7 separate regions of the Homo sapiens genome follow, and regions 2, 3, 4, 5, 6 and 7 are each linked to region 1. Evidence: chromatin loops called from intact Hi-C (ENCODE). Cell type or tissue: PC-9. All regions are shown on one strand. Region 1 overlaps LOC283731 (a long non-coding RNA gene). Region 2 overlaps CCDC33 (coiled-coil domain containing 33). Region 3 has its middle 31 kb from the start of LOXL1-AS1. Region 4 holds the start of STRA6 (signaling receptor and transporter of retinol STRA6). Region 5 overlaps CCDC33 (coiled-coil domain containing 33). Region 6 has its middle 29 kb from the start of GOLGA6A. Region 7 has its middle 19 kb from the start of STOML1.

The links. Hi-C counts contacts between places; a loop is a spot of excess contacts. Peaks named below come from ENCODE experiments on the same cell type or tissue, not always from the same donor. Only the 100,000 strongest peaks of a DNase experiment are listed, where the experiment ranks them.
Region 2: it touches region 1 in a loop (10-fold over the local background); 102 of 110 quality-filtered maps call a loop at or near these places.
Region 3: a loop joins it to region 1, with 6 times the contacts of the local background. A loop is called at or near these places in 4 of 110 quality-filtered maps.
Region 4: it touches region 1 in a loop (5-fold over the local background); 4 of 110 quality-filtered maps call a loop at or near these places.
Region 5: it touches region 1 in a loop (11-fold over the local background); 87 of 110 quality-filtered maps call a loop at or near these places.
Region 6: it touches region 1 in a loop (9-fold over the local background); 23 of 110 quality-filtered maps call a loop at or near these places.
Region 7: it touches region 1 in a loop (9-fold over the local background); 42 of 110 quality-filtered maps call a loop at or near these places.

The regions. Positions count from the first base shown.
Region 1 is chr15:74,125,218-74,129,217 of GRCh38, reverse strand. LOC283731 (a long non-coding RNA gene) reads left to right here. Exons shown (of 3, transcript NR_152622.1): 1 at 1-253; 2 at 594-1,202; 3 at 1,485-2,845. It also overlaps a transcript of ISLR2 not described here. Among named protein-coding and RNA genes, the nearest start is that of ISLR2, 3.4 kb to the left of the region's middle. In PC-9, CTCF peaks have their summits at 1,308 and 1,513 (motif pointing left); a DNase peak (open chromatin) is centred at 1,487; H3K4me3 peaks cover 833 bases; H3K27me3 peaks cover 308 bases.
Region 2 is chr15:74,306,163-74,310,162 of GRCh38, reverse strand. All of the region lies in intron 11 of CCDC33 (coiled-coil domain containing 33), which reads right to left. Among named protein-coding and RNA genes, the nearest start is that of CCDC33-AS1, 12 kb to the left of the region's middle. In PC-9, CTCF peaks have their summits at 1,934 and 2,134 (motif pointing right); a DNase peak (open chromatin) is centred at 2,192.
Region 3 is chr15:73,957,077-73,961,076 of GRCh38, reverse strand. No RefSeq gene overlaps it. Among named protein-coding and RNA genes, the nearest start is that of LOXL1-AS1, 31 kb to the right of the region's middle. RefSeq lists an enhancer at 3,138-4,000. In PC-9, CTCF peaks have their summits at 1,536 and 1,844; DNase peaks (open chromatin) are centred at 1,706 and 3,626; H3K4me3 peaks cover 379 bases; H3K27ac peaks cover 2,708 bases.
Region 4 is chr15:74,201,483-74,205,482 of GRCh38, reverse strand. It overlaps STRA6 (signaling receptor and transporter of retinol STRA6), which reads left to right and starts at 2,696. Exons shown (of 19, transcript NM_022369.4): 1 at 2,696-2,770; 2 at 3,201-3,328. The coding sequence starts at 3,216. It also overlaps a transcript of CCDC33 not described here. RefSeq lists enhancers at 1-305, 1,791-2,424, 2,366-2,535. In PC-9, a CTCF peak has its summit at 2,390; DNase peaks (open chromatin) are centred at 1,302, 2,322, 2,912 and 3,582; H3K4me3 peaks cover 3,241 bases; H3K27ac peaks cover 3,287 bases.
Region 5 is chr15:74,320,753-74,324,752 of GRCh38, reverse strand. All of the region lies in intron 11 of CCDC33 (coiled-coil domain containing 33), which reads right to left. Among named protein-coding and RNA genes, the nearest start is that of CCDC33-AS1, 3.1 kb to the right of the region's middle. RefSeq lists a silencer at 1,896-2,015. In PC-9, CTCF peaks have their summits at 1,778, 1,987 (motif pointing right) and 3,908 (motif pointing right); a DNase peak (open chromatin) is centred at 1,972.
Region 6 is chr15:74,051,850-74,055,849 of GRCh38, reverse strand. No RefSeq gene overlaps it. Among named protein-coding and RNA genes, the nearest start is that of GOLGA6A, 29 kb to the left of the region's middle. In PC-9, a CTCF peak has its summit at 1,586; a DNase peak (open chromatin) is centred at 1,589; H3K27ac peaks cover 477 bases.
Region 7 is chr15:73,971,350-73,975,349 of GRCh38, reverse strand. No RefSeq gene overlaps it. Among named protein-coding and RNA genes, the nearest start is that of STOML1, 19 kb to the left of the region's middle. RefSeq lists an enhancer at 1,937-2,146. In PC-9, a CTCF peak has its summit at 2,180; a DNase peak (open chromatin) is centred at 2,229; H3K4me3 peaks cover 433 bases.

The sequences.
Region 1 (4,000 bases):
TCCCCTACTCCTGCCGTCGCTACGGGCGGCCCAGCGGGCTGAGACCATCGCATCTTGCTCAGCCCCAGTTCAGAACACAGAACTTCACACCGCCTGCTCGGGCCTGGAGTCCCCCCCCGCCGACCCATGGGGAGGGCGCAAGGCGCCTTTCAGGGAAGGTGTCTTCGAAAATGGTCGAGGGGTGAGAGCACTGTGACCCGTCCCTGCCGGGGATCCTGTGGTGGGACAGCCAGGATTGGGTCCCTAGCCCGGGGTGAGTCCCTGAGGTTTCTAGGCCTTGTGGGGTCGGGAGAAGGAGGCAGACGGCGGGGCCAGCACACCCTTCTTTGTCTGCCGAACAAGGTGGGGGTGGGGGCGGGGAGCGGCGTCTTGGGCAGTTGTCCGGGTGTTGGGAACCCTGAGGGGGCGGTCTTGGGAGCCTGTGCCTGGGAAGGATATTTGGAGGCAGGGGCCCAGCAGCGGGAGCTGAGTCCGGTCCGGCATGGCGTGTCCAGGGGACTTTTCGGGACTGAGTGAGGGGCGCCAGGCGGGGAGGCTCAAGGCCCTCCGCCGGTTTTTACCTATTTTCTTTCTTTCTTTTTTGCCTTCCGCAGGGAGGCAGAATCTGGGTAATGGAAGGGAGAATGGGCTCGCTATCTGCCCAGAGCTTCCCTGGACTGCAGGAACCCGTCCTATAAGCAACCCCGAAACTTCGGGGCCCGAGGACCAGGGAAGACCCCCTTTCCTTGCTGTCTTGACAGGGTTGCAGAAGCCAAGGAGTTCGGCAGGGAGACGGGGCTCCTGGGGTGGTTAAGGACGCGGTGACCACCCCTGGGCGGGAGCTGACTCCCGCGGGCCCGGAGGCTCTAGCTCACTCTACAGCAAATGCTTTTGTTCCCGGAGGCTGCCCTGGGGGAAAGACGCCCCTTACCCCTGCCTTCGACCCTGGAGAGCCCAGTGCCCGCCCGGGCAGGGCTGGAGCCCGAGTCGCCCCAGGCAGAGTCCGCCGAGGCCTGGGGTGGGAGCCGCGACTTCTGGATCTGCCTCCGAGCTCAGCTAGAAGACTGCGCGCACCTCGTCCGGCGCCGTCCGGCGCGCAGAAGCGGGTCTAATGTTTATAACGTTAATAATGACAGTTAGGGAGGGCTGTGGAGCCGGGAACCAAGACCTCATCCCGCCGCCGCCCACGTCTTTGATCATTAAAGAAACAGACAACTAATCAGGTGTGTGGAAGTAGGGGTGGGGGAGGGGAGGGTGACAAGGTTCCAAGCCGCTAGCGCAGAGGGTCCCAGATTCAGAATCTGCCGAATCCAGACTAAGGCTTCTAACCAGGCTGGAGCCGACCCCAGACAGACCCAGGAATGGAGAGCTGGAGCCCCTGGCCGCTTTCTGCGGATCGACCCTTAACTTCAACGTCGCGAACCCGGAGCGTCGGGAGGGTGGGGAGGGTTGAAACCGGTTGGATCTGGGGACTTGCTCCAGCGACTCCATCCGCGCTGTTCTAGGGCCCAAGCCTGGTCCGCGCGCGCCCCCTGCTGGAAGCCGCTTGCCGGGCGCAGAGGCGGGTCAACGGCAGAGGGTGCTGGCTGGGCGAGGAAGATGTGGCTGGAACCCTGCACCAAGGCGACCGCTGCTCACGGCTCTGCAGTCCCGCGGCGCGATACGCCAGTGGGGCGCGCTTAACCAAAGTCCCGAGGCTTTACTTCCCGTGCCCACCCAGTCTATGTCCCAGGTATCAGCAACCTCTGGTCCACTACACAACACAGGCGCTGTCCCTACTTCGCGCTGCGTAGTTTCCAGTGCCCAGGGCGTCTCCTAATTCTTGAGCGACTAGTCCCTGGCACAAAACCTTCCTATACACCTCTCCCACTCTCCCTTCTCTCTGAGTCTTATGACTTTGTCAGGGGCCTATTAAAATAAATGTCTGAGATCTGGAAAAAAAAATCTGTTGGCGCTAACAGGGGCAAAGAAAACTGCAAAATTGGAAGTAATCGATGTTTGATTGAATGTTTAAGACATGCGACATTGTGCAAACGATTCTGTTGCAACTGCACTCAGAGTTGTACTTGCCCTTGTATTTTAATGTGGCACGCGGAGGATTTAATGGACTTGCCTAAAGATGTGGGAAGGGCCTCTGAGAATAAGAAAGCCGGGGCCCAGATGGGCATCAAACATCCCCAGCATAGCAGCCGGTTAAGGCTGCGGAGACCTTCCCCAAGGCTGCCCTCCAGTCAGAAGCCCCTGAACACTCACTACTTCCCATCTTTCAGCTTCTGCGCGCACAGACACACACACACACACACACACACACACACACACACACACACACACACACACACACAAATGTTCTCTCCAGCCCCACACCCTCAAGAAGCTGCTTTCCTTTTCTAATTTCCAGTCGAAAGATCACTCCTCAGGGAAGCCAGGCCCTGTTTATACTCCCTCCTCCGGCCTTTCCTTGTACAGGTTCTATGTAGTCGTCAGGCGGGCAGGTCCTAGCGTCAGACTCCATTATGTACTGACTGTGTGTCCTTAGCCAAGCTATTTAACCTCTCTGTGCCTCAAGAAAAAAAGGCATAAATAAGAGTACTGACCAGGCGCGGTGGCTCACACCTGTAATAATCCCAGCACTTTGGGAGGCCCAGGCGGGCGGATCACAAGGTCAGGAGTTCGAGACCAGCCTGACCAACATGGTGAAACCTCGTCTCTGCTAAAAATACAAAAATTAGCCGGGCGTGGTGGTGCATGCCTGTAATCCCAGCTACTCAGGAGGCTGAGGCAGGAGAATCTCGGGAGGCAGAGGTTGCAGTGAGCCGAGATAGTGCCACTGCATTCCGGCCTGGGCGACAGAGCGAGACTCTGTCTCAAAAAAAAAAAAAAAAAAAAAAAAATACCTATGCTTTTCGGTCACCTTGAGGATTAAATGAATCAATGTACGCAAAGCACTTAGTACCTGACACTTAGTGCTCAGTACTTGAGATACGTTTTTTATATAATAGCTGAATTAGCCATTATTATTGCCTTGCAGAGTGGGACACAAGTTTGATAAAAGGTTCTGCTGCACACACCCCTACAGGCTTGTGTCCTGCCTCCTCCACAGGGGAGCACCTTGGCTCTGCCCCCAGACCTCTTCACCACCACCACCCCCTTTGCACACACACACACCATGGGTATATGTAGAAACCAGATTTACTATTATTATTTGTAAAGGTTTCTAGTTTCAGATACTTAGACTGATGCTTGTCAGCATGCCTGTTTGCAAAGAGAGACCCGCAACTGCAGACTTGGTGGAAGGTTTTTAATTAAAACTACATTCTGTTTAAGTATTTATTGGACTTTGTGACTTTAATTATTTTCTAGGGAAAAACAAAAAAATCCACATTTGCCTATGAGAAGACTGTTGATTTCAGAGGAAAGTAGCAACCTGTTGCAGTTTGCTGGAGGCAACTGAGAGGAATTTTCTGAATGGTTCAAATGAAGCTCGACATTATTAATAATCTGGGATCCAGCCCATGACCCTCCTCCCAGCATTTTCATGAAATTAGCTTAACGTACTGGCAAGGCCTTTTATTGCCATCAAAATTAACAGCAGCTCTTCCAGTGGCAGCTCATGTAATTATCTGGGTCTGTGCTTGTCTCACTGAATAAGAGGAACTCCTGCCTGGAAGAGGCGATACTCCTGCATTCAAAGGGGAACATGGCTGAGCAAGATGGCTCATGCCTGTAATCCCAGCACTTTGGGATGCCAAGATAGAAGGAATATTTGAGCCCAGGAGTTTAAGACCAGCTTGGGCAACATAGTCAGACCTCATCTCTACATTTTTTTTAAATTAGTTGGGCGTGGTGGCACACAACTGTGGTCCCAGCTACTCTGGAGGGAGACTGAGACCAGAGGATCGCTTGAGCCCAGGAGGTCGAGGCAGCCATAAGCCATGATCACACCACTGCACTCCAGCCTGGGCAACAGAGTGAGACTCTGTCTCAAAACAAAAACAAAAACGAAAACAAAAAACAAAACAAA
Region 2 (4,000 bases), 180 kb before region 1:
TTTTGTTTGAGTCAGGTTCTCACTCTGTCATCCGGGCTGGAGTGCAGTGGCGGGCACATGGCTCACTGCCCGCAGCCTCAACCTCTTAGGCTCAAGCAATTCTCCCACCTCAGTCTCCCAAGTAGCTAGTATTACAGGCACGTGTCACCATGCTTGGTTAATTTTTTAAAAAAATTTTGTGGAGACGGCATCTCGCTATGTTACCTAGGCTGGTCTCAAGCTCCTGGTCTCAAGTGATCCTCCTGCCTCAGCCTCCCAAAGTGCTGGGATTACAGGTGTGAGCCACTGCGCTAGCTTCTCCCAGAGTTTTTAAGTTCCCCTCATACTTAAAGTCCAGGCTGTTCTGTTGAGATGGCTGGTGGAGGACTTGGGGGGTCTGGAACGGGTGGGGCACAGATCCATTTGTAGTGGATAAATAGATTCCCTGAAGGAGTGGCCAATAGTGGTGTAAGATGTGGGTCTTGGAGGGACCGAGAGAGATGGAAGCTTGTTCCCAGACCCTCTGCACTCTCCTACACTGTACTCTTCACTCCCCACTGTAGGAAAAAAAGGCGCCAGAAGCTCTTCATGGCTCACAGAAGCCGCTCCAGGCACTGTGAGGTTTTCACAGCCAGCCTGGGGATAAGGGCTAGCACTGTCCCCCTTTCCCAGCTAAAGAGACTGAGGTTCCTGTAGGTGCTGGCTGGGAGCCGAGTAGGAGGTAAACACCTCTGTGATCCAGACCACCCCTGGTCCACCAAGCTGCTCAGGAAGGGCATTCTGTGCATTCAGTGAGCACACACTTACTGAGCACCCACTGCACGCCAGGCACCTGGTGTGGAGGTGGGCGAGGGGTACAAGGTGGAGTGAGCCGGGAACACAGGCCTGGAGCTGGGAGGAGGCACCACTGCCATTGAGCATGGGTAGAATATTCTGGGTTCAGGTAAAGGCTTGAGGCAGGGGCTTCAGAAGCCCCAGGGCCCATCAGGCTGAGGGGCTCCTGTTGCAGGCAAGGGAACAATGCATGGGTTCAGGGCGGGGGGTAGCATGTCTAGATTTGGGCTTGGGACAGGTCACCTGGTGGCTGTGTCTTAGGAGGAGGAAGGCTGAGGTAGGCAGGAGGGCCCCATCTGGACGGTCAGCTCCCAGATCCTGAGCCAGCTCTCTGAGTGAGCCCACTGGCCCTCCACAGGAGCCCCCCCACCCACATACAGGAGAAGGCAGGAGGGTGAGGTCTTCATCTTGGCCTCCACAGGACCCTCCCTACCAGCGTGGCAGCTCCCTACTGAATGGCTCCCTACCCAGCCTGAGGAGGAAGAGTGAGATGCCTCCAGTCCCAAACTAGTCCTCTGAGAGGGTCCAGCTGTCATTGCTCTTCCTGGCCCTTCCAAATCCCCGAGCCCCTCTGCAGCCCAACCCCAGGGTCCACCCTGTGGAGGTGGATTTGCATATCTGAGAGTGAAAAAAATTCTGCTGCAGAGGCTTAGTGCCACCAGAGATGCTGAGCCCCCTTTTGTCTGTTTGAGTAAGAGCTGGCTAAAGGCTGAAGGATAATTAGTCCCCCGTGGGCAACGCTGTCCCCCCTCCTTGAAGATTTAAAGGCGCAGCCCACATGCTCAAGCCACTCGGGTCTCAGCCCCTTCCCCCACAGGCCCTCCCCGCCCCCTCGACTCCGCCCTAAGGAGGGGACGGCAGCTCTGGCAGGAGCCGATGAATGAGCATTTTATCTGATTAAACTGGGAGTGAACTGGCTGGTCTCTATTATCTGCGGACTTGATTGGATATTTAGCACCAAATGTGTGTGTGTGTGTGTGTGTGTGTGTGTCTGTCTGTCTGCACACATGGACTGGGCTTTTCTAGTCCGTGTGTCAGGAAGAAATTGGATTGTACTGAAAAACATTTAATCTGAACTCAGGAGTGCACCCTGATAGAGTCACCAAGCTAGTGGTGAGGGTTGGGGGAGGGACAGTTCTGCCTTTAGCCCTGGACAAGAGGGGCTCCAGCCCTGGGCCCCGTGGGTTGAAAGGTCCTGCTTTGGCCCTCTTCGGGGTACAACCCTTCCCATGGGGTGAGGAGTCAGTGGTCCCAAGGGGGACGTGCCCACCTAGAGCCCGTGCCCGCTTTAGACCTCACCCTGGGTAACTGGGATCCTGGCACTCCCCTGCTTCCAGGGCCTGTCCTCCTGAAGGTGGCAGTATACCCTTATGCACTCGAGAGAGCCCACAGAGTCTCATAGGTGTGGGACTGAAATTGAGCTGTGTGAGAAGAAAAGGGGATGGGTGGGGTTGAGGGGTGGGGGCCTGGGAGTGGCTCTCGCCATACTGCCAGGGGCCAGTGTGGAAGCTGAGAATTCTTTGAGGTTGTTCATAAGGTGTATTTATTGAGGTAGAGGAATGGAACATATTTAGGAGTTTGCTAGCTTCTGCTTGATTTATATTTTGATTACTGGGGTTTGGACATATGGTATGTAGGCCTTGCTTATACTCTCAAATGTTCCAGGTGGAACTCGGCAGGGGGTGGCCTGAGGCCACAGAGCTTGTCTTGGTGTTTACTAGGAAACTGAGGCAGCTCTTCCTCCCAGATAGGCTGGGAAGATGGTGAGTTAAGCTCACCAGGCTCCTGACTTCCAAGTCACCAGGCTCGGCCAAGGCTCAAGTGCTAGGCTGGAGACCCCCAACCTGTGTTGGACCAAGACTCCCCCTCGGTCTTGTCTGGTGGCCCTGGGAGGGTTATTGTGCTATCAGCAGGTTCCTCTCCCACAAAGTGGGGATGATAATTGTATGTTCCTTTTCAGTCTGGAGTGAGGATTACATGAGATTGTGACCGAAGTTCTGGGTACAGAGTACGAGCTCAGTGAATCTTGATGGGAACACTTAGTGTTATTAAAATGAGTACTAAGGTTGGGCTGGTGCTTGCAGAGCACAGAAGGGACAAGCCCCATTTCCCAGGTTAGCAACTCTTTCTCCCAGTCGCTCCTGGTTCTATAGTCCACCTCACCCTCACCAATCGATGATTCAAGCCCTCAGCAATTTATGGCCTCATCATCTTGGCTTTAGTTACCGAGAGTGCTCCACTCCTGCCTCGCCCACCCACCATTTAATTAAGGATGGACAGCAAGACCTGGCAGCACCGGCCATCTCACTAAGGAGCAGCGCCAGGAGGCTGTCCCACCTCTGCCTGCCTTGTTTGCTGGGATGAAAGAGGAAATTGTCAAGACCAGGCTCCTCACTCCACAGGAGGGGAGACGGAGGCCCAGGAGGGGAGGGGTCAGTCAGGCTGACTCCTCAAGTCAGAACTGACTCCATGTCTCCTGATGCTCCTCCTGCCCAACCCTCTCTCGGCAGTAAATTTTCTCTCTCTCTGGGTGGCCTCTGCCCGGAGTGACCTCGTTCTCATCTCCTCTGAGCCTGATCTTCTGGGTACTTAGGGCAGGCCCTGACTTGACCAGTCCTCTAGTCCACCTATCCCATCCATTCTTTCCTCCACACCGCTAAGACTTTCTCATCCCTCACTGGAGGGAGGCATTCGCTCCATTAATACAGATAGAGAAACTGAGGTCCAGACAGGGAAGGGACTAGCCCTGGGGCCCCACAGTGCCTTTTGGTGAGACCCCAGGCCAGGCCTGGAGAGAGACAGGCACACACACACTAACTAGTAATTCCCACTCAACAGATCAACAGATTCCTCTTGCAGGAACAAGAGGAATTTCATTTCCCTTCCACCAACAAATCAAAGATCTGTTATGGTTTCATGCTAACCGCCACTGATGCTTGGTTGGCTTTTCTCTCTTGCTTATCACAGTGACATCTGCAGACTACCCTGGCATTCTGTAGAAAGTGTGCACTGCCTGGGGTGGGAGTTGATGGGGGTTAGGATTAGGTAGACCCCCTCTGTGCTCCCACAATCTCCTGAGGACCCTGAGCCCCAGTCCTGACCACATCCTCCTCCAGCCATTCTTGATGTGTCTCCCTGCTCAATTGGGACTTCTTGAGCACAGGGACCCTTGTACGGAATTATCTTT
Region 3 (4,000 bases), 170 kb after region 1:
AAATGAAAAATAGGCCTGGCACGGTGGCTCCTGCCTGTAATCCTAGCACTTTGAGAGGCCAAGGCAGGCAGATCACAAGGTCAGGATTTGGAGACCAGACTGGCCAGCATGGCGAAACCCCGCCTCTACTAAAAATATAAAAAATTAGCCAGGCATGGTGGTGTGTGCCTGTAATCCCAGCTACTTGGGAGGCTGAGACAGGAGAATTGCTTGAACCTGGCAGGCGGAGGTTGCAGTGAGCCAAGATCACGCCACTGCATTCCAGCCTGGGCCACAAAGTGAGACTCAGTCTCAAAAATAAATAAATAAAAATAAAATTTAAATTAAAAAAGCATTATGTTAAGTGAAGCAAGCCAGATATAGAAGGCCACATACTATGTGGTTCCACATATTTGAGATTCTGGAAAAGACAAAACTACAGAAACAGAAAACAGCTTAGTGGTTGCCGGGGGCTGGAGGTGGGAGGTAGAAAACGGAGCACAAAGAGGCAAGAGGGAAGTCCTGAGTGATGGAGGTATTACATCTTCACTGTGGGGGTATTTATATCACTGCATATATTTGTCAAAACTCATCAAACTGTTCACCTAAAAAGGGTAAATTTTGCTGTATGCAGATTATTTCTTTGCCAGACACTGTGGCTCATGCCTGTAATCCCAGCATTTTGGGAGGCAGAGGCAGGAGGATTACTTGAGCTCAGAAGTTTGAGACCAGACTGGGCAACATGGCGAAACCCTGTCTCCGCAAAAAAATACAAAAAATAAATAAATAAAATTAGCCAGGCATGGTGACACGTGCCTCTAGTTCCAGCCACTTGGGAGGCTGAGGTGGGAGGATTGCCTGAGCCCAAGGAGGTCGAGGCTGCAGTGAGCCATGATCTGCACTCCAGCCTGGGCGACAGAGTGAGACCTCGTCTCAAAAAAATATGTATTTCTTAATATACTTGAATTTTTGTGAAGAAGTGGAAGGGGCAATGGCTGTGAATCAGAAATGAGATGGCCTCTGATGTCACATATCTGAAATAGGGTGTCCTCCAGCTGCAGCGATGATCTGTTCCCTGGCTGAGAAGCTCCCAGGCTGCTGCAACTCCAGCAGAGGGCAAGGTCTCTTTTTCTCACCTGGCACAGGGGCACTACCAGCTGGATCATGTCCCTTGGGCCCAGGATTCGGTTTCCCAGGGCACGACAGGCACTGTTTCCCAAGTTTTCGGGGGTATGCATGTTGATACAGCAAAGAGGGCATTTATTAGGACTTGCTTATTCAATCATGTTATCAAACCCTGCAGGGAAAAGGTAGAGAAGGTAGCCACCTACCATAAAAAGGAAAAAAAGCACAAAAAATACTTAAGAACTTCTCAGCAAGGAAAAGAAATAACAGCCGGGCATGATGGTTCACACCTGTAATCCCAGCACCTTGGGAGGCCGAGGCGAGTGGATCATTTGAGGTCAGGAGTTTGAGACCAGCCTGGCCAACATGGTGAAGCCCCATCTCTACTAAAAATAAAAAAATTAGCTGGGCATGGCAGCAGGCACCTGTAGTCCCAGCTACTCAGAAGGCTGAGGCAGGAGAATTGCTTGAACCCGGGAGATGGAGGTTGCACTGAGTCGAGACAGCGCCACTGCACTCTAGCCTGGCGACAGAAAGAGACTCAGTCTCAAAACAAACAAAAAAAAGAAATGATGAATGATCACTCTAACAGGATATTGTGGTTAACTATGTTGCCAGTCAACAGCAGTAATCCAAGCTGTAGCCTTTCTGCATATTTGCAAGCTTTGGACACCTGCTTCATTTTACTCTTTGCTTCCTGAGAGGGGGCGCTTAGGACCACAGAAGTGAATGTTGTGTCCAAATTGCCTGGACCCAGATATCAGGTTCCAGTTTTGCCCTAGCACACATCTGGTGGAGGGGAAAGCATGCCAAACACGGGCTGCATCTGGTATTACAATGGTACAGGATTCCACTGGTGGCATTTTATCCAGGACTTCTGTATTCACAGCCAGGAGTAAAATTGGTCTGTGGTTATCAGCGTGAGGGTGGGTGGCGCAGGATAGCAATCTTTATCAGAGTTTGGTGTTAGGATTAGCTTAATAAAATCAATTCAGAAGCATAAAATCAATTCAGCATTTTCCCCATATGCTCTGGAAGAGTTTACATAACACAGAAATTCACTGTTCTTCCAGTTTGAAATAACTCATGCTAAAACTCCCTAGGGCTGGTGTCTTTCTTAGAGATGATAATTTTTAAATTTTCTTCTGTGGTAATTGGTCTTTTTGTGCTTTTCACTCGAGTCAATTTTGGCAATTTAGAAATACTAGAAAATTATTATTTAATGTTGGGACACTCCAATTTATAAGCATGCACTAGTTTCTTCAATTTCAAAAGTCATCTCCATGGCTGTGTTCTTATCCCTTCTAATCCCATATTTTTCTATTAATATTTTGTTGACTAGCCGATGATTTATTTATTTATTTTTGAGACAGGGCTTCACTCTGTTGCCCAGGCTGGAGTACGGCAGCACAATCTCAACTCACTGCAACCTCCACTTCCTGAGCTCAAGCAATCCTCCCACCTCAGCCTCCCAGATAGCTGAGACTATAGGCGTGCACCACCAAGCCCCGCTAATTTTTGTGTATTTTGTAGAGACAGGGTTTCACCATGTTTCCCAGGCTGATCTCAGACTCCTGGGCTCAAACGATCCACCCACCTCAGGCTCCCAAAGTGCTGAGATTACAGGCATGAGCCACGGCACCCAGCCAGTTTATCTATTGTAATTTGCCCTCTCTCTCACCCATAAAGAACAATCTAAGTCTGAATTACACTACCACACTACTTCTAGGAGGAATTAGGCTTCTCACCAATCCTTTTCAAGCTGCGGTTTCCAGGAGCCACACATGATTCTAGAGGACTCGTGGAGGAAGGAGATGATGGGATGGTTTGAACAGTGTTCTTGCCATGTTTCAGAGCACAGACCTATGGCTTCTTTCCTGGTCCCACATGCCTTTGAGGATCTGGAGGAACCTATGCCCTGTCTCCAGAAATGTGCCTGTGTTGGAATTCTGGCTCTCCCATTCACTAGCTGACGGAACTAGGGCAAGTCACATGACTTCTCTGTGCCTCAGTTTGTCCATCTACAAAATGGGAATGACAGTGTCTCCCTCATAGAGTTCTTGTGAGGATTAAATGGGCTTAACCTTTGTAGAGCATTTAGAGCAGGGCCTGGCCCATGGCTAAGTGTTGAAGAAATTAGTGAGTGTCACTAATATTATTGGCATTCCCCTGCTAGGTCTTTTCCTCTTTCTCATTCCTAGGAGGTACTTGTGACTCCTCATCTTAAGGGCCAGAATCCAAAGCTGATTCCTTGAACCAAGGCACATGGCAGGGATGATGGAAGGTTGCCCCAGAGAGGAAGAGGAAAAGAGTGAGTAGTTAGAAGGGAGTGAAGACAGGCCGAGGAAAGAGGCTGGGAGAGTTCCCTGGGCTGGGGAGGTGGTGGCTATGGTTGTGGTGGTGGCTCTGGCTCTGCTAGTAACGAGGACAGTGCCTCCTGGCAGTGCCCTGGGGAGGTGGCGAACCTCGAGGGACATGGCTGCCCATGTGCCCAAGCTTTGCAGGAAGTGGAGACACCGCCCCTGGAGGAGAGTGAATCAGCCAGGGAGCGGTGACCAGGAGGACTAAAGACCACAGGACTCCTCTCTGAAGTTCTGAAGTTCAAGGTGTCTAGGGTGGGAGTAAATGATTCAGGACTTTGACTTTCCCACCTGGTAGCCAGGGGGCTCAACGCATATTAAACGTGATTTTGAAAAAGTTTTTTTTAAAGCTATTTCACATAAAAGGAGACCAGAATCCTTACCTGCTTCCTCTGCCTTCCATATGTTGAGTTTTGTCGTTAAAGCTTTTCCAGGACTTTGCCATCCTTCTCAGAAAAGCTCAGCTGCAACTTTCAGGGTGGTGTGTGTCACAGGCACCCTTGGGTCCCAGCATCTGGCTGCTCTCCTGACCCTTA
Region 4 (4,000 bases), 76 kb before region 1:
TATCAGTTCATGTGAGAGCTGGCTATTTGTAAGTGCCTGGCATCTCTCCTGCTCCCTCTCTTGCCAAGTGTCCTGCCTGACCCCCCTTCACCTTCCATCACGATTGTGGGTTTCCTGAGGCCCTCCCCAGAAGCTGATGCTGGTGCCGTGCTGCTTCCTGCACAGCCTGCAGAACTGTGAGCCACATAAACCCCCTTTCCTTCTAAGTTACCCAGAGTCAGGTTTTCCTTCACAGCAATGCGAAACAGATGAACACAGTGCCCAACTGGTACCTCCCTCTCTCCCCTCTGGTATCAGCAACACACCACCTTCTCAGTGAGGCCTTCCCTGACCACCTTGTCTCAAACAGCCAACTCCCGTCTCTCTTCTCTTCCCCCACTTCACTTCCCCTCTGGTGTTGTCTCCCCTAAGCCCTACCATACATCAGGTTCCATTTGGTGCAGGCCTTGACTCATCTTGCTCGCTGCCAAACCAGCCTGGGGAAGGCAGAGTTAGGCTTCCTCCAAGGAAGAGGATGGTTTCTTTTCTTTCTTTCTTTCTTTTTTTTTGAGATGGAGTTTGCCTCTTTTGTCCAGGCTGGAGTGCAGTGGCACGATCTTGGCTCACTGCAACCTCTGCCCCCTGGGTTCAAGCGATTCTCCTGCCTCAGCCTCCCTAGTAGCTGGGATTACAGGTGTGCGCCACCACGTCCGGCTAATTTTTTGTATTTTTAGTAGAGATGGGATTTTGCCTTGTTGGCCAGGCTGGGTCTCTAACTCCTGACCTCAGGTGATCCACCTGCCTCGGCCTCCCAAAGTGCTAGGATTACAAGTGTAAGCCACCACACCTGGCCAAAGGGCATGGTTTCTGATAGGCAAGGATGTCTAACCCCTGACACTGCTGCCTTGTAGAGGGAGTGGGCTCCCTGTCTGGAACTGGACTCCAATGGTTGGAGGTGGATTTAAAATCAGATGGGAGTTGGCTGCTCCCTAAGGTAACAGTCTGAGACCCCTGAGCAGGGAAGGGCTTGCTGGCCTCTGGTGTGGGCACGGGGACTCTGGGAAGCCCAGCTGGTGAACCTCAGGGCACAGCAGCCGCCTGTATAGGACAGGCCCACAAATGAATACTGGCCGCCAGAACAAGCAATGGCTTTGCCAAGCTCAATTTCTGAAGTCCCTCTTACCCAAGGGCCAGGCGCTGAGCATCAGGGGAAGGCAGGAGGAGGGGTGGGAGGGATAGAGTCCCGCCCTCCGGGAGCTCACACTCGCGCCTGGAAGGCAAGTTTCCCGCATCCCTGGGATCAGAAGGGCCAGTGTGGGCTCCTCATTACATCAAATAAAGCTCGGGTTCAGCTCTGAGTCAGCAGATGCTGATATCTCTGTGGGATGGTGGAGAGCAACAGAGCCCTCTTCCTGCAAGAAGGGCCATTTGGGAAGAAGGGGGAGGAACTCAGGCTAGCAGGGTGCTCAGCCCCTAATCCTGCCCTGCAGGCTTGGGAATTTGAAAGAGAGCCTCCAGGATTTCAAGCCCTGTCTACTCTGAGACTTCACCCGTGCTGTTTCCTCTGTGGGGAACACACTTTCCCCCACCCCCATCCCCATCCTGAGCCTGCCACCCTCTGCTCAGCGGACTTTCCCCTGCCCTTCAGATCACCACGGAAAGGTTCTTTTCTTCAGGAATCTCCCCCCATCCCCAAATGCTCTTGGACTAAATTTGGTTTCCCATGGTACAGACCAGCTCAACCTGTGATTCCCTTTGTAACCCTCAGACTTTGGAGGGGATTTAGTTATCTGGCTGTGTCCCCGCTGAACTGTCATCTCTCCTGCCTCAGGGCTCAGAACAGTGCTGGCACATAGTGTGTGTTCAATAAATTTAAGTTAAAAGACTAAATGAATAATGTCTTCTTAAAAAAGCTGTTGAATGACTGCCTTAGCTGACAGGGTCCAAGCCGAAGCCCCTTGTAGGGTATTGGAAGGACAGAGACCCTCACAGTTTTAGGGGCCTAAACCTCCACCAGGGACAGTGGCCTGAGAACTGCTTTCTACCTTCTTCTGCCTCTCGCCCCTTCCTCCAGGCTGGGGCAGGGTCCTGCTCCTGGGGAGGGAGAATGCGGAGGAGCCCTCCTCCCTGGCCCAGACCTTCCCTTGCTCACCCTCAACCTCACTCCAGGAGGAGCAGGAGGCAGGCGGGGCTCCTCTTGCCTACCCGTGGGTCTGGTTTGTGTTTAAAGAGCTAATTTCCGCCTTGTGGGGGTGAGTTATCTCCTTGTGAAATCAACTTGTAGGAACAAAAAGGGTTTACCAATGAGACACATGTTGCCTCCTTCATGGAAACCCTAGGAGAAGAAACGGACAGATTCCCCTTCCCTGCCTCCGCCCCAGCCCAGCCCCAGCGGTCCGTCTCACTCGGTTGTTGCTGTAATGCTGGTCTCCTGTCTGTGTGCGGCACTGCAGATGTGGCGGGCAGGGGCTTGGGAGCTCTGGGGCAGGCGCTGAAGGCAGGTATGTGTGTGAAGTCAGGTGCGGGGGTGGGGGTGGCTCCTGGCCACACCCTTGCAGGGCTCAGGCCGCCAATGGTGCTGGGGCCTCCTCCCCCAGGAGGGGGGCTTTGTCAAGGATTATGGTGTATTTCCATCACCGAGGCCCAAAGGGGCCAGAAAGGGGCAGGCTGAGGCTGGGGGAGGGGCTCAAGGGAGCCCAGCTGGGAGGGCCCAGGCAGGCAGTGCGGAGCTGGCCGTGGGCTGCCTACCCTTTCATCTCTGCAACTCCTTCCTCCCTGGGCCTCCCTTCTGGTGTGTCTGTGGGTCTGTCTAGGTGGGCTTGGGAAAGGGGAAGGAAGGGGCGTCTCTTTAGGCAGCTCAGACTGGACAAGCCTTCTTTGAAAATGGTCCTTTGAACACACGCCTGCTGGTGGTTGGTCAGACAGATGCGCCAGCGGGAGCCCCGGGGCCCCAAGGGGACAGCTATCTCTGCAGGACCAGTGCGATGGGCGGGAAGGGAGGAGGGGACACGAGAGGCCCTGTCCTCTTCCCGTGCCAGCTTGCTCAGGCCCTCAGTCCCAGACGGGCTTTTCCCAGAGAGCTAAAAGTAAGAAAGTAACCTTCAGGATTAAAGAGAAATGTTTCTTTGTTTGGGTTTTCCGTCTTTCTTTCTTTTTTTTTCTCTTTTAAGCCTCTTTTCACATCTGTAGTGGCTTTTTTTTTCTCTCGCCTGGGGTCAAAGGAGAAGGGCCAGAGAATGTCGTCCCAGCCAGCAGGGAACCAGACCTCCCCCGGGGCCACAGAGGACTACTCCTATGGCAGCTGGTACATCGATGAGCCCCAGGGGGGCGAGGAGCTCCAGCCAGAGGGGTAAGTGTGGAACCACCCCACCTCACTCTGTCAGCCATCAGAATGGGGTGATGGCAGAGGTTGCAACTGGCCAGGGAGCAGCTCCTGGGCAGGGGCTGCTAGGTCTGGCTCTGCCACTCATTTGCTGTGTGACCTTGGGCAAGTCACAGCCTCTCTGGGGTTCATTCAGTCTCTGCCTCTGTTACATGAGAACAACATCCCTCACCCTGCTGTTAAGACACCTAAGGCTGGTCACCTTAGGTATGATGTGTGACGTGTTAAAAATACAGATGATTCAGATCTGCAGGGATGGCTCCCTGGGTGATTCTGGCCCATAGCCAGGATGGAGAAGCTGCTGAGAGCAGTTGAGGCAAGCAGACCTCCCTTCAAGGGGTTATTGGTCTCTGTGGTGAGCATTTGGGTGTGGTGTTTCCAAGTGTCAAGTTCTCTGGGCAGGCTGGGGGATTCGGGGAAGGCAGAGAACCAAAGGGAGAAAGCCTGGTGAGAAGTCACTGAGGAAACAAGCACCCTTGTTGTCTTTGGATGGTCTCAGAGGATGAGGAGAGCCTATTCCCTTTAGCAGAAGTGCTCAGGCCAGCCCAGGTGAGGGTGGGAGCAGGAAGGCAGCCCGCCCCAGGGTGGCCTGAGAACCCAGCCACAGCTGCTTTGCCTGGGTCCATTCTACCGGGGTTT
Region 5 (4,000 bases), 200 kb before region 1:
TCAGGTGCAGGAGGCCAGCAGTGGCTGATGGTGATCAAGCCTGGAGTGAATCCTGGTGGGGGACAGGTGGCAGGACAGCCCTGGTTCCATTGGAGCCTTGGGAAGGGAGCAGATTTTCAGCGTCTGGCAACTGTGGAGTGAGGAGGGGGTTCAAGGACAAGGGGTGGTAGGAGAGGAGCTCTCAGGACTAGCGCAATTGCCAGAGAGGTAGGAGGAAAAGCGGCGAGAGCAGGCTGGCAAGAGGGCTTCAAAAGGAGGACAACCACCTTCCGCTTGAGTCTTGCGGCTTGGATGATGGAGATGAACCCGCCGCTAGAGATGGTCTGAATGGGACACAAAGCAAAACTCACCTTCATAAAAACATTAAAGAACTGGCAAGTGAGTGAGGAATTATGGGGCAGAGATAGGGGCAGGTGGAGACCCATACAGCGGGATACTTCAGAGCAATAAGAAACCATGATGTGGGTGAACCTCACATACATCAAGGTGAGCAAAAGAGCCGTGTGCAAAGCAATGTGTATGTCACGGTGCCCTCTCCATGAAGGTAAAAATAGAAAATTTAGGCCAGAGTGATTCGAGAGGCATGCTCAGGTAGCGACAGTATAAAGAAGCAAAGCAGGTCAGGCACAGTGGCTCACACTTTTTTTTTTTTTTTTTTTTTTTGAGATGGAGTCTCTTTCTATTGCCTAGGCTGGAGTGCAGTGGTGTGATCTTGGCTCACTGTAACCGCCTCCCGGGTTCAGGCAATTCTCCTGCCTCAGCCTCCTGAGTAGCTGGGATTACAGGCGCCTGCCACTATGCCGGGCTAATTTTTTTTGTATTTTTAGTAGAGACGGGGTTTCACCATGTTGGTCAGGCTAGTCTCGAACTCCTGACCTCATGATCCGCCCACCTTGGCCTCCCAAAGTGCTGGGATTACAGGCGTGAACCAACCGGCAGCTTAACCCTTTAATCCCAGCACTTTGGGAGGCTGAGGCAGGCAGGTCACTCCAGGTCAGAAGCTTGAGACCAGCCTGACTAACATGGTGAAACCCCATTTCTACACAAAAGCCCAAAAAATAGCCGGGCGTGGTGGCGGGTGCCTGTAATCCCAGCTACTTGGCAGGCCGAGGCCTGAGAATCACTTGAACCCGGGAGGCGGAGGTTGCAGTGAGCTGAGATTATGCCACTGCACTTCAGCCTGGGTGATAGAGCAAGACTGTGTCCCAAAAATAAAAAAAATAATTAAAAAATAAAAAAATAAAGAAGCAAAGCAAGGACAGAAAGCTGGCAGAGTGATTACATCCAGGAGAGGAGGGGTGTGGCTGGGAGGGGCATGAGGGGCGTGAGGATGCTGGTGATGCTGTTTCCTGACCTGGGTGGTGGTTTCATGGACATTTGCTATATAATAATTTATAATAATTATGTTCTATATGTTCAATGCAATTTTTCTTAAATTGTGAAATGGGTTACATTTCACAATTTAAAAGAATTTTGGAAAAAGGAGAGAAGGCTTAGCAGTTTCCGGATCTGCAGAGGGAGCCTCTTGGTGTGGCCTGGAGGAAGTGACCTTGGCCAGTGCTCTGAATGCTGGGTGCTGTGGGTAAGGTCTGAGGGGACAGTGAGGTTGAGAAGGGTCAAAGGTAGCTAGGAAAACAGGGTCAAGGAGAGGCATAGTGGTGGAGAGAGAGGATTTCCTGGAGACTTAGAAGGTAAGAGGGAGGGATGCATAGGGGAGGTATGGGCTGGAGCAGGGGTAGGAGCGGGGAGGGGCTTCACTCTCCCAGAGAAGGAGGCCTGAGACAGGTTGCTGGGTCTGAGGTAGTGTGGGTGGCAGTCTGGCTAGTGTTGAAGTGGGTGCAGAGGGTGGGTTTGCTGGACCAGGCACACACCCTCTCCTCTGTCCCCTTCCTTGGGCGGCCACCCAATCTCAGGGTTCCCCGGATCCCCAGGATCCATCGCTGGCAGGCCCAGGCCATCTGCATGTGGTTTGCCTTTGCAGTCAGCAGAGGGCAGCCGCCTCCCACAGACACTCAGCTTCAGCCTGTGGTGGGATGAGGCCAACCTGAGTGGCCCACAGCTCATATTGTGGGGAAGGTGTGTGCGGAGCTGTCTCTCTCCCCAGTTCCAGGAGCACATGTCCTTCCTCCAGGTGGTCCAGCCAGCCTTCCAAGACCTCTAGCCCTGGAACCCCCATCTCACAAGTTCTGATATTGGGACCAGAGAGGTGCAGAGATTTGCCTGAAGTCACTCAGTGAATCTTGAACCTGGGGCCTCTATCCTGGGTTAGCTCCAGGGAAGATGTTGGGGCTGAGTGGTGAGGACAGGGGCTTGGGATGAGACCCATCTTGCAGTAACCCCAATTCTTCCCTGCTAGCTGCTAATTCCTTGCTGCCCTGAGACTGTGAGGAAGCCCAAACTAAGTGTATGGGAGAGAGCGAGGCCCACCCAGCCCTGGCTGCTCCCGCCCCTGCCCGTAGGTCGTCCCAGCTGAGGACTTAGACCTGCTGTGCCGTGGCTGAGTTCCTGACCCACAAAGCTATGAGATGTGATAATAAAAGAAAAAATTATCGTTTTAAATGATAACATTTTGGGGTAGTTTGTTATTGCAATAGGTAACTGGAACATCCTCTCTGGCCTCCAGACCCCTCCAATGACTCCCACTGGCCCTCATGGTAAATTTCCAACTTTGAATTTCCACCTCTTTCAGCACAGCTAGACCCCCTTTCAGAATTTAGCCCTGGCCACTCCACCCATGGGCCCAGCCTTCTGGGCCCCTATCTTCAAAGCCTTCCCTACCTCTGCCCAGAAGCTGTTTCTCGCCTACACCAGCCTGGCACTCCTCATCTGCCAAGGGCCACGCACATGCTCCCCCTTCAGCTCCTAAAGACCTTGATGGCAGGGAAGGGCCTCCCTGCCTCCCTGACTTACTCAGGCAAATCCTTTGACCCAGACCCTGCTCCTGCCAGATTTGCCAAACAGAACTCCTGTAGGTGTCCTTTGAATGTCAGAGAGGTCTCTCTTGGCTAATCTAAATTTCCCAATACTTTTAAAGGGAATTAACCACATTTCTTGGCCCGGTGCGGTGGTTCACGCCTGTAATCCCAGCACTTTGGGAGCCGAGGGGGGCGGATCACTCACGGTCAGGAGTTCAAGACCAGCCTAGCCAACACAGTGAAACCCCCTCTCTACTAAAAATACAAAAAGTACACCGGGCACAGTGGCTCATGCCTGTAATCTCAGCACTTTGGGAGGCTAAGGGAGGTGGATCACCTGAGGTCAGCAGTTTGAGACCAGCCTGGCCAACATGGTGAAACCCCATCTCTACTAAAAATACAAAAATTAGCCAGGCATGGTGGTGGATGCCTGTAATCCCAGCTACTTGGGAGGATGAGGTGGGAGAATCGCTTGAACTGGGGGGCAGGCGGGGGTGGGGCGGAGGTTGCACTGAGCTGAGATCGTGCCTCTGAACTCCAGCCTGGGCAACAGAGCAAGACTCCATCTCAAAAATAAATAAATAAATAAAATAAGATAAAATAAAATAAAGCGAATTAACCACATTTCTTTAAAATACAATGGAAAATTCAGCTGGCAAATTGATGCTGGCCTCCTCCAGTTCCAGAGACCAGGGAGCAAAAGCCCAGTTCTGAGGGGCCGTCTCAGGGACAAGTCGGGGAGGATGGAGGTTGTGCCTGAAAATTTGCTGAAAGGGACTAGTGTTTTCCCAGGGGTTGGGGCTCACCATGGCTAAGAAGTCCCCTTACTCCCAGAAACACACGGGCCAATGCCACTGGGACCCTGGCCTCTCAGTTCTTTGCCACTGCCCACCCAGCCAAGCTCCCTTCCCAGCCACTGAAGGACAATAGAACCCACTGGCCATGAGGACAAGCTTCTTTCTTTCCCTCCATTCACTCTGGAACCTCATCACCACCAGAGGGCAGGCGAGGGAGGACTGAGAGCCTCATTGGCTGGGTGGGATATCGAAGCGGCAAGGGCATAGCCCAGTGGGAGAGGCTGCGCT
Region 6 (4,000 bases), 73 kb after region 1:
CCACCTCTTAATTCTATCACATTGGGGATTAAGTTCCAGTATGAATTTTAAAGGAGACACAATCATTCCAACCATAGCAAATATGCTTTACTAAAAAAAAAAAAAAAAAAAAAAAAAAAAAAGGAATACCTTGTCTCTAAACATAATATTTTAAGAGTTTATATATTTATAGCCCAATTTTCCACTTGCTTAATGACGACGAGTGTCATTCTTAGCTGAGAAAAGTTTCAGTAAATTATTTTTCTCACATTATCTATTAATATCTTATTCAGATAAAACCAAATTTCTAACCTGGATTTTAGGTTAAGACAGGAACCATAGTCATTTGTTGCAATGTGAGAATGACAAGAGAGAGATATTAACTAGCAGAATCCAACTATAAAACTAAATTTAACGGCACAGTTCTCTACTAATGACTCCCCTAGACAAATCATTACTTGGATATCAATGAATCAACTAAAAATGGACGTGAAAACAGTTCGAGTCCTTTTTGCAATGGATGGATGTTTTCAAGACTATTAAGTGAAGAGGGTTCAGAAACAAGGGGATAAATGGCATGCTAATTTGGGGTTGAATGGAGTAATGAGATGATCTTGGAAATACAAGAATCCTGCTTAATGGGACTTGTCTACTTGCAATTCAATAAACCAATATACGTAAATTAAAAGAGACGAAGGAAATGAGCACTCAGAACAAAATTACAGGAATAGGGCCGGGCACAGTGGCTCATGCCTGTAATCCCAGCACTTTAGTAAGCTGAGGCGGGCAAATCACCTGAGGTCAGGAGTTTCTGACCAGCCTGGCCAACGTGGTGAAGCCCCGTCTCTACTAAAAATACAAAAATTAACCAGGCATGGTGGCGCGTGCCTATAGTACCAGATACTTGGGAGGCTGAGGCAGGAGAATGGCATAAAACCAGGAGGCAGAGCTTGCAGTGAGCCGAGATTGCACCATTGCACTCCAGCCTGCACGACAGAGCGAGACTCCGTCTCAAAAAAAAAAAAAAATTACAGGAATACATTTAGCAAAGAGGCACCAAAATTGAGATAAGAGCCACTGTCCCACCTGTGACATCTTCTGACATCTTTCATTCTTGAGTCATGGGGGTTGCAAGCCAGGGAACAGAGTCTTCTGCCTGGAAGCTAAAACCAGGTTTTGGGGTAGGTTCAGAGAGACTGTTCAGACTGAATATGCATGTTGCCAGGTCAAAAATATCCCGATTGCAAGAGCATTTGCAAAGACAATGGTGCTCAGGGAAAGATAATGCTGTGTGTTTAAAAGGGAAAAAAATTAAAAGAATGGAAACAAAGAAGAAAAAGTGACCGGAGGGTAGGGTGACCATATGTTCTGGTTTGCAAGGTACAGCTAAAGTTATGTCTGCTGTCCTCGTGCAATTATTATAGTGCCCCTTTCACTCTCTTAAGTGTCTGGATTTGGATGATAAAGCATATGATCACCCTACCAAAGACAGGAAGTTAGCCAGAAGACCCATGTATCCATTTTAAACGGTGCGGCCTGATCTGTAGTCACGCTCATGCTGCTGCGCAGCTGAGCGCTCTGCACCACCTCTGCCTCGCCCTACCACGCCCTGCCTGGGTCTCCTGGAAGGCTGGAGCGGAACCCACGATCCTGCGCTGCTCTGGTGCCACCTGCAGGTTACATGGGGGAACTGCTTCTCCACCACCCCCACCCCCCTCTACCCCCACCCTCCTCCACCCCCACCCCACTATCCTCCACGCCGCCTCCCCACCCCACCCCAACCCTCGACAGCCATGGACTTGGCCAAAAGACATTCAGAGCAAGTGAAGCCCTGCCTGGGGAGTTGGCTGGAGCCAACAAAAGCCCGCGTTACACAATCAGACCAGCCCACTTTAAACTAACAAAGCCAAGCTCCTCTTCCTACCCACTCCTGTCCTGTCTCATTTTGTAGATGGTAAACTGAAGCCTAATTCAGAATTTTCATTGGCATTGTGTCCAGAAATGGTGGGTTCTTGGTCTCACTGACTTAAAGAATAAAGCCACAGACCCTCGCGGTGTGTGTTACAGTTACACGCCTCGCGGCGTGTCCAGAGTTTGTTCCTTCTGGTGGTGGGCGTTTGTTCTTTCTGGGGGGTTCGTGGTCTTGCTGGCTCAGGAATGAAGCTGCAGACATTTGCCGTGAGTGCTACAACTCTTAAGGTGGTGCTTCTGGACTTGTTCCTTTCTCCAGGGGGGTTGGTGGTCTCGCTGGCTTCCGAAGTGAAGCTGCAGACCTTCGCCGTGAGCCTTACAGCTCATAAAGTCACCGTGAACTGAAAAAGCAAGCGGTAACAAGATTTATTTCAAAGACCAAAAAAAACAAACCCCCACAACGTCAAAGGGAATCTAAGCATCATTGCCACTGCTGGCTGGGGCGGGGGGGGGCGGGGGGGGCAGCCTGCTTTTATTCTCTTACCTGGCCCTACCCACATCCTGCTGATTGGTCCATTTTACAGAGAGCTGATTGGTCCGTTTTGACAGGGTGCTGATTGGTGTGTTTACAATCCCTGAGCTAGACACAAAAGTTCTCTATGTCCCCACTAGATTAGCTAGATACAGAGTGTGGATTGGTGTATTTACAAACCCTGAGCTAGACACAGAGTGCTGATTGGTGCATTTACAAACCTTGAGCTAGATACAGAGTGCCGATTGGTGCATTCACAATCCCTTAGCTAGACATAAAGGTTCTCCAAGCCCCCACCAGAGTAACTAGATACAGAGTGCCCATTGGTGCATTCACAAACCCTGAGCTAGACACAGCGTGCTGATTGGTGTGTTTACAAACCTTGAGCTAGAGACAGGGTGCTGATTGGTGTATTTACAATCCCTTAGCTAGACATAAAGATTCTCCAAGTCCCCACCAGACTTAGGAGCCCAGCTGGCTTCACCCAGTGGATCCCGCACGGGGGCCGCAGGTGGAGCTGCCTGCCAGTCCCGCGCCGTGCGCAGGCACTCCTCAGCCCTTGGGTGGTCGATGGGACTGGGTGCCATGGAGCAGGGGGTGGCGCTCGTCCTGGAGGCTCCGGCCGCACAGGAGCCCATAGCGGGGCGGTGGGGGGAGGCTCAGGCGTGGAGGGCTGCAGGTCCAGATCCCTGCCCCGCGGGGAGGCAGCTAAGGCCTGGCGAGAAGTCGAGCACAGCAGCTGCTGGCCCAGGTGCTAAGCCCCTCACTTGCGGGGGGCTGGCGGGGCCCGCTGGCCGCTCCCAGTGCTGGGCCTGCGGACCATGCCCACCCGGAACTCGCGCTGGCCCACAAGCGCCGCGCGCAGCCCCGGTTCCTGCCTGCGCCTCTCCCTCCACACCTCCCCGCAAGCTGAGGGAGCCGGCTCTGGCCTCGGCCAGCCCAGGAAGGGGCTCCCACCATGCAGTGGCGGGCTGAAGGGCTCCTCAAGTGCCGCCAAAGTGGGAGCCAAGGCAGGGGAGGCCCGAGAGCGAGCCAGGGCTGCCAGCAGGCTGTCACCTCTCAGTAGGATTGTGAAGCATACAGCTGGAGCTTCCCAGGTGACATTCCCCACATCTGTCTTTCCCCTAACACTTTAGGGTAGTGGGGAAGCAAGAGAGCTTAAGCTTACTAAGCTCCTACCGTGTACTGGCCAGAGTGGGCACTTTTCTTTCCAGCCTTGCAATTGATGGGAAATAGGTGATTGTACAAATAGGATACAGGATCAGAGTGGGCTGGCGATGTGCTCACAGTCTCTCAGCTGAAACTGGAATCCAGGAGTCTTTGACTCTAAAGCTAGTGCTCGTTTTGGGTCTCCAGCTTAAGCAATAGTTGCAAAATGCAAAGAGCACCATGAAAATCTAATATTGATCCATGTAAGACTGTATTGCAAACAGAAACATGGAGTGACTTCGTGGGGGGTGACGGCGAGATGGGGAGATTATCTCAGGTCTATGTAACCTGGGAAGTCTCCGAGAAAAATGAATGAAGCATGACTAAGTGCAATTTGTCTGATAAACAAAATCTGTCAGAACGTGGGGC
Region 7 (4,000 bases), 150 kb after region 1:
TCTTCATGGAGCGGAGCAGAGGACGCAGGTTTTACAGACAGAATAAGCTGAAGAAACCAGAAACAAAAAACAAAGAACGGATCGGTCATTTCAAAATTACTTTCTTAGTAAGGCAAGAACAGGGAAACAGAACAATTGAAAAATAACTGGTGGCCAGGTGTGCGGGCTCACACCTGTAAGCCCAGCACTTTGGGAATCCGAGGCGGGTGAATCACGAGGTCAGATTGAGACCATCTTGGTTAACACAGTGAAACCCCATCTCTACTAAAAATACAAAAAAAATTAGCCAGGCATGGTGGTTGGCGCCTGTAGTCCCAGCTACTTGGAAAACTGAGAAGGGAAGATTTGCGCCCAGTGTGTTTCGGGAATTAATGGGTTCTCGGTCTCACTAACTTCAAGAATGAAGCCACGGATGCTCGTGGTAAGTGTTATAGTTTTTAAACGCGGCCTATCCAGAGTCTGTTACTTTTGATGTTCAGATGTGTGCGGAATTTCTTCCCACTGGTCGGTCTGTGGTCTCACGGGCTCAGGACTGAAACCACAGACCTTCCCAGTGAGTGTTACAGCTCTGAAGGCGGTGCGTCTGGAGTTTTTTCTTCTTCCCGGTGGGTTCGTGGTCTCGCTAGCTTCAGGAGTGAAGCTACAGACTTTCGCGGTTGAGTGTTACGGCTCATAAAGGCAGCGCGGACCCAAACGGTGAACAACAACAAGATTTATCGCAAAGAGTGAAAGAACAAAGCTTCGCCAACGTAAACTGGGCCTCAGCGAGTTGTCACTGCCAGCTTGGGCAAGCCTGCTTTTATTCTCTTATCTGGCCCCACCCACATCCTGCTGATTGGTCCATTTTACAGAGAGCCGATTGGCCCATTTTACAGAGAGCTGATTGGTCCATTTTGACAGGGTGCTGATTGGTGCGTTTACAATCCCTGAGCTAGGCACGAAAGTTCTCCATGTCCCCACTAGATTAGTTAGATACAGAGTGTAGACACAAAAGTTCTCCAAGTCCCCAGCAGAGTAGGTAGATACAGAGTGTCAATTGGTGCATTCACAAACCCTGAGCTAGACACAGGGTGCTGATTGGTGTGTTTACAAACCTTGAGCTAGATACAGACTGCCGATTGGTGTATTTACAATCCCTTAGCTAGACATAAAGGTTCTCCAAGTCCCCAACAGACTCAGGAGCCCAGCTGGCTTCACCCAGTGGATCCCACACGGGGGCTGCAGGTGGAACTGCCTGCCAGTCCCGCGCCGTGTGCCTGCACTCCTCAGTTCTTGGGTGGTCGATGGGATTGGGCTCCATGGAGCAGGGGGCGGCGCTCATCGCGGAGGCTTGGGCCGCACAGGAGCCCACGGAGCTGGGGGGAGGCTCAGGCATGGCGGGCTGCAGGTCTTGAGCCCTGCCCCGCGGGAAGGCAGCTAAGGCCTGGCGAGAAATCGAGCACAGCAGCTGCTGGCCCAGGTGCTAAGACCCTCACTGCCCGGGGCTTGCGGGCCGGCCGGCCGGCCGCACCGAGTGCGGGGCCCGCGGAGCCCACGCCCACCCGGAACTCGCGCTGGCCAGCAAGTGCCGCGCGCAGCCCCGGTTCCCGCCCGCGGCTCTCCCTCCACACCTCCCCGCAAGCTAAGGGAGCCGGCTCCAGCCTTGGCCAGCCCAGAAAGGGGCTCCCACAGTGCAGCAGTGGGCTGAAGGGCTCCTCAAGCGCGGCCAGAGTGGGCACCAAGGCCGAGGAGGCGCCGAGAGCGAGGGCTGCAGGCGCGCTGTCACCTCTCACCAGGAGGAGGTCGAGGCTGCAGTGAGCCATAATTGCACCACTGCACTCCAGCCTGGGCGACAGAGCAAGAACCTGTCTTAGAAAGAAGCAGGGACTGAGCTGGGGAGGAAGGCTGGTGCCTGTGCCCTGGGAAGAAGGGCAAGGTGCTCTCAGAGTTGCTCTGGGGACAGGGACTCTGCCCCACGTTCAGAATTCATCCCCAACCTTGGTCTGCATGCTGGGTATGAGGAGAAAAGTGGCCCAAGAGAAGCCCTAAGTCTCCATGCTGGCTTCTGGGCCCCATGGGAGCCCGAACCACAAAGCTATGCAGGTCACTCCAGAGGGCCCGAGTCACCCCGAGGAGGAGAAGCAGCCCGGGGAGTGGCGTCCAGAGGTCTCCCTGGGAGCCTCGGCTCCTAGGTCAGAGCTCTCGTTTTTTTCTGACGGGAACGCAAAGAAAGCCAGTCCCGAGCTTGTGGTGCCATCTTGTGGCAACACGGGAGATAGCTGGTTTCCTCTTTCCAGAGGCTGCTTTCCAGGGCCGGGGAGGGGCGGGGCAGGGCAGTGAGCTGCTGTAGTAGAGTGACGGTGAAGAGCGGGGTCTAGGGAATATTCACCCTGCCTAGCCTTTCCCAAATGCATTCACACACACACTCACACTCACACACACACCCCTGTTGTACCTGGTCCAGGTGCGCTTGACAGGGTTGTGGGGGTAGAGAGGAAGGTGGGAGGCTTTGGCCAGGAGAAACTGGGGGAGACGGACTACTGCGTCGCCAGAAACTGCAGATTCTGGATTAAATCTACAAAATGAGGCATTCTGAAATCAAACGGCGTTTTAAGACCTTGCTAGGACCAGATGCTATTACCTTTGGAAGTTCCTTCCCACACCTTATTAAATATTAAAATACACAGATTTCTTACGTTAAATATAACATAGCACTGTCAGGTAACACGAGGTGATTTTTGTATGTTTGCCTTGGAAATTACTTGGCTAAGAGTAATTCATTTATGGTGTAATTACCTACGCGTTCTCAGCCCTCCCTGGGTATTCATTTGCATTCTTAAAGTACAGTCACACCCTAAATAACGACGTCTCAGGTCAGTGATGGGCTGCGTATCCGATGGCGGTCCCATAGGATTATAATGGAGCTGACAAATTCCTATCACCTAGTGACGTCATAGCCGATGTAACATTTTAGCTGACACAAAGCATTACTCATGCAAATCTATGACGGAAGAAAGAAACAAACTTGGCAAACCACCATGGACATACTTCTGAAAAGACGGACACTTCTTCAAGAAGTGCCTCAGGCAGGTCCTTTAGGAGAGATTGCAGAAGAAAGCATTGTCCGCTGGGCGTGGTGGCTCACGCCTGTAATCCCAGCACTTTGGGAGGCCGAGGCAGGTGGATCACCTGAGGTCAGGAGTTCGAGACCAGCTTGGCCAATACGGCGAAACCCCGTCGCTGGGCATGGTAGCGCGTGCCTGTACTCCCGGCTACTTGGGAGGCTGAGGCTTGAGGATCCCTTGAACCTTGGAGGTGGAGGCTGCAGTGAGCTGAGATCGTGCCACTGCACTCCAGCCTGGGCGACAGAGTAAGACTCTGTCTCAAAAAAAAAAAAAGAAAAAAAGCATTGTTGCAATAGCAGGTGACAGCTCCATGCGTGTTGTTGCCTATGAAGAACTTCCAGTGGGACAAGGTGTAGAGGTGCAAGACAGTGATATTGATGGTCCTGACCCTATGTAGGTTTAGGCTAATGTGTGTATTTGTGTCTTAGTTTTTAACAAAAAGGTTTTAAAAGTAAAAATAAAATAATTGAAAAATAAAAAGTTTATAGAATAAGGATACAAAAAAAGAAAATATTTTTGTATAGCTGCATAATGTGTTTGTGTTTTAAGCTAAGTGTTATTATAAAAAGTCAAAAAGTTTAAAAAAAATTTTAAAGTTCATAAAGTTGTAGAAAGCTAAGGCTAATTTATTACTGAAGAAAAACTTTTTTTTTGAGACAGAGTTTTGCTCTTGTTGCCTAGACTGGAGTGCAATGGCACAATCTCGGCTCACTACAACCTCCGCCTCTCAGGTTCAAGTGATTCTCTTGCCTCAGTCTCCCTGGTAGCTGGGATTACAGGTGCCCACCACCATGCCTGGCTAATTTTTTGTATTTTTAGTAGAGATGGGGTTTCACCATGTTGACCAGGCAGGTCTCGAGCCCCTGACCTCAGGTGATTCACCCACCTCGGCCTCC